2 separate regions of the Homo sapiens genome follow, and region 1 is linked to region 2. Evidence: chromatin loops called from intact Hi-C (ENCODE). Cell type or tissue: IMR-90. All regions are shown on one strand.

Region 1 (2,500 bases), 120 kb before region 2:
AAGTAGGCGATGGTCTCTCTCTTACCTAAGCAGCATACATCTGATCACTTGGCCATATTATGGAAACTCTTACTTCCACCACCAGCCATGAGTTCAGACGCCCCCGGGAGTTTTAATCTAAAAACTCAGTCATCCTGTTCTTCCTGCTTTGTCAGCTTTTGTGGAGAGTTTTCCCTTCTTCCCATTAGCAGAAATTTGGTTCACGCCGTTAGACAGTAGCACATTGTTTCCAAACTGCATATCAAGGCTGAAACACAATCTTCAGGTCCTGCAGCCATTCGTAAACCTCTTGAGCTTTGCTCTTGTGTAGAACGTACAATGTCTGCAGAGTCCCGTGACTGAATGACAGCCTTTGAATGCCATTGTTATGTGCTCATACAGAGAGATGTACATAGAGGCACATACACAGATGGTGGACATAGCGGTTGTAGTAATGCGCACTGCTGGCTATGTTTCTTTAAAATGGGCTTAAGAATTTCCCCACAACTGAATATAAAGTATAATAAGAAAATTGTACGTGCTTTTAGAATTTGACCATGGTTTGCATTATTTATAAACGAGTCAGGAAAAGGAAGAGCTACAGGGGCAGTTTTCTAAGGGCTGTGCTCGTAGGGTACGAGCATGTAGCTAGCACAGGCCAAACATTCTGAAACCAAAACTGAAAATGAGAAATTATTCTTCAGAGGGGTTTCCAGTTTGCGTCTTACCACAATTGCATACTGAATTAAGAACAATTTAAAAACTCATTGGGGATATGAAAATTCATGAGATCATCAGCCTCTACTGTATTAAGAGGTGAAAAAGCAAGAGGACAGGTAGACTTGAAAATAATAAAATGGAGAGGGGAGAGAAGGGGCACAGAGAGAAAGAGAGAGAGACGGAGACAGAGAGACCTCAAACCCAGAGGAAGCCAGCTGACTGCAGTGCAGCAAAAGCACAAGCACTATTCCAGACCATGGGCATGCTGTCACCCGACCCCTCACATTGGGGAGGAGGGTGGGGAAGGGGAGAGGGGACACACAGGGCAGAAGGAACAAGGCACAAGACACAGAAGCGCCCACATATGAACAAACGAAAACCATCACACGCACCCACACATCAAGAACATAATGACTACACCATCCGTGCGTTAAATCACTCATGCATTTCTCAGACCATGTGGTATCAGGATTTGGCAGAGTGTTTTTTGCATTGCTCAACATGCACACATAACACAGGATTCTTCCTGTCCAGGCCTTAAGGATGAGCTCCAAAAACACAAATGCTCAAGATCCTTATTCAAAGAAGATCCCTTGTGTCAGCCTAGTCTAAAAATCCCATTCTTAACACTCACATTTATCTTTACTATCAGTTAAATCCTTAAAAGCACATTGTGGCTGATTGTTGTTTGGCTTTCTTTTTGGAGAAAATCCACTTGATTTTGAATCATGCCCATGCACTTCTAACCTTCCAATACATGCTTATTCCAATCAGATATTGGTAAGAACAAATGGTCAACATACATAAACAACTGGTATAAACTTCATACATACTCTAGCAAAACAAGCTTGAATAAAATATTTTAATGAGTCTTCAAAGGGAAAGCTTTAAAAATTTTTATTTTTTCTTTTCCTTTTTATAAAAACACAGAAATATAGAAGGAAATCCAGTATGAAAACTTTTAAGACCAAATAAGATGCCCATAGCTGATTGACTTAATGTCTTGTCATTTAAGTTGCTAAGTTATCAAACCTTTCAACATTTCTAGGCCCAGATCACCACAACAAACATCTCGAGATTATTCTCAAATGAATCTAAGTCAAATGGTTGCTGTAATGAAGAAGTTGGGTTTTCAGCTACAATTCATTAGAATAAAATCAGTTCTGTATCATCATCTCTTTGGAAATCTCAGATGTTGCTTTGTAATTTCCACCACGTTCTATTACCTTTTCTATCCTGACAACTGACCTGGAAGTTTTTCCCCGACATCAAGCAAAATTTTAGATATTATCTGGCTTTCATTACAGCTTCTTTGCTGTGGGTTAAAGAGTATGCTCTTTAAAACAGTGGCTGGAGCCCTTTGTGAAGATGCTACGAGGATTTTGGACAAGGTAAAGAATGTATTTATAAGTGTATTATACAGGGATCAGCCTAGATTATCTATCACTTTTCTATCCCTCTGCCATTAAGAAGTCAAATTCCAAGTATATATATACAAAATACAATAAATCCCTTGGCTCTAGGTGTATTCTTCATGCACTGCTAGTCAATAACATCCTACTGAGGTTTCACCAACTTGAACATCGTCTCCAAACTAATAGGAAGGCAGTTGCTTCTCACAGTACACAAACACCTCTATTACCTGCCACAGAAATGCTATAAAGTCCCATTCCAAGTGTCTCTTCCTTATACCACAAAAAGAGATCACCTTCTCTTTCTCTCTCTCCAGGGAAAGACCCGATTAAAACTAGTACTCTAAAATCAGGATCAGCCTGTAAGTTAACTTCTTATTTTTCAGATT
Region 2 (2,500 bases):
TTTCATATCCCGTAAATACTATATTTGCCATTCATGTTTGATTGAAAAAAATCCAGGTATAAATGGACCCACGCAGTTCAAACACATGTTGTTCAAGGGTCAAATATATCTCATTCAGGCCTCCCAACAGTCCCAAAAAGCTAAGTCCCATTATGCCCCCAGTTTGACAGATGGGAAAACAGGCTGAGAGTGGGCATGGAGCTTGCAGAAAGTCAGAGACACCTCAGTGAGGAAAACTCTCTTTTTCATGTTATCATTTTTATCATTTTAGACCAATATACATGGTATCTGTATGTTTTCTTGATTTTTAAGAAAACTAAGATTAATCAGATGAGCAGTGATGGGCAACAAAAAGATTCCCTATATCCAGAAATCACCAATACCAACTTATTTGTCCAAACTTTAAAGGAATGTCATCAGATTAGTTTTCACCTATCGGCACAAGGATAAGATTTTCCTACTCAATGTATTTAATATGTTTCTTCATCTTTTAATTTGTTCATCAACTATTTAGTGACTAGGAGTTCCATGAACATGAATACAACACATTCCCGTCCTACAAGAAGCTCACAGTCTGGTACAGAAGAGAGAAATGTAAACAGAGTATTACAGAACAATGTGACAGTGTAGTGACAGCCATAGGAGCTGCTATAATAAGTGAGCCGGGAAAGGTGGCAATTGGTTAACTACCAGAAAAAGAATGATTAGTTTCTTGCTCCAATGCCGCTTTATTTAAATTTCAGGGACTCTATTTTTGGATAACTCAATTTAACATGCCCTAGACATTAAGCACATTCACAAGACAGTTAAAACAGACTAATATCACCACTAGAGAGGTGTGTTTTCTCTCCATCACCTCTAGCAAGCAATTCTACACTGAAGCATCTCATGTTTTGATTACCGGAGGGTAGGATGCTAAATAAATACACTGCTGGAATGTACTAATCCATTAGTAGTAGCCTCAATATAGCTGAAATCACAGGACTTATAGTAAATCATACTCAGGAAAAACACCTACTTCTACTTCATGCCGTATCAATATTAGAGCAACAAGATATATCAAGGAAGAGTATATTTAAAATAAAATTACATTCTACATAAAACAAAGAGCTTAGAACACACTTGATTGATTTCTTGTCCCCACCTTACCAAAAATAAAACTCCAGGTGATTTGTATTGGCACAAAACCAAAATTAAGTGTCTAGTTGTGCTAACACCTAAAACATCAGATGACTAATAATCTAAATCCTACCTTAAAAATAGAATATATTGCATAGCAAGAACTCTGACAACCCTTTGTTTGTGGGAACGTAGCAGAAGAGACTAAAGCCAGTCTAACCACAGGTTAAAATGTCCAAAGATTTTGATATATTTCACCCTAAAGCAGCCAAGAGATGGCTGGGAGTATAATTTCTCTAAACAATGTGAGCAGAAAATCAGACAATGTTTCTAAAATCTAATCAAAGCAGAGGAAAGTATGCTGTAAATGATTTTTTAGATCCTTGGAGAAAAAAAAAACTAGAAAAGCAGCAAGCAATAATATTGGCAACAATTTCTCATGTCACCTCAAGAATTGCTTCTAAACAAAGATCCTGAAGGGAAACCTAATTTTACATTAGGCAGTGACCATCAGCATATACTATATAATAATATTTGCAGACAACAGTGATTATGCCTTCTGGGTTTTCCTATACAGTGAATGACTAGCATACCAGTAGTACATACAATATCTTCCCAAATGAAGAAGAAATCACAAATCTACAAAAATGTCCCTATTCTACCATGTGTCCCAGACATAAAAAAGTGGAAGGAAATGAAGCAACCATTCAAATGTTAATTTATCACTTCAAAGGGTAAAAATATGTCTGTGCAAACTACTGAGTCCTTGACATTAACCAGAAGAAGGTAAGCTGAATGCTCTGCCAGTTAGTACAATTTATAAATAGCTTGGACCCAAAGAAACCTAAAGGGGGGAAATTATCATAGATAGTACTAGATATTATTTAAAGTCTAAGATCAACTAGCTTTACAATATAAAGCTGCTGGACAGCTAACTGACTGGGAAAAACCTAAGGTCCAAGAGACTGCTAACTGTCCACTAAATCCATTTTCCTCTTCTTCCATGCAGCCTGGCACAAGGCTGGCCTGCTCCTCTGCATTTCCTGGTCTTCCCTGAAGCGGGGTCAGCCAGGCGACTAAGTTCTTTTCCATGTGGGCAGAATTGATGTGTGCCATTTCCAGCCTAGTGCCTGAGGTTGCTCCTCCTGTACTTTCTCCTTCCTCCTTCTGGGAAGCTGAAACAGTAACACCAGAGTGCCTCCAGAGTGACATGCAAAAGGTGGCAGAGCTGCCATTAACTTAGGTCACTGAACAACTAGATGAAGCCAACCCATCCATAGATCTGGACCACCCACCCTAGACTAGTGAGTGAAGGTAAGAAAATTTCCAAACATTCAAGCTATTGTAAATGTGAAGCTCTCTATCCTCACTAACACAATCC

Evidence for each region. Peaks named below come from ENCODE experiments on the same cell type or tissue, not always from the same donor. Only the 100,000 strongest peaks of a DNase experiment are listed, where the experiment ranks them.
Region 1: it touches region 2 in a loop (2.5-fold over the local background); 1 of 110 quality-filtered maps calls a loop at or near these places.

The regions. Positions count from the first base shown.
Region 1 is chr11:115,193,813-115,196,312 of GRCh38, forward strand. All of the region lies in intron 9 of CADM1 (cell adhesion molecule 1), which reads right to left. Among named protein-coding and RNA genes, the nearest start is that of CADM1-AS1, 200 kb to the right of the region's middle. In IMR-90, no CTCF peak of the experiment used is centred here; a DNase peak (open chromatin) is centred at 1,169.
Region 2 is chr11:115,311,506-115,314,005 of GRCh38, forward strand. All of the region lies in intron 1 of CADM1 (cell adhesion molecule 1), which reads right to left. Among named protein-coding and RNA genes, the nearest start is that of CADM1-AS1, 84 kb to the right of the region's middle. In IMR-90, no CTCF peak of the experiment used is centred here; no DNase peak of the experiment used is centred here.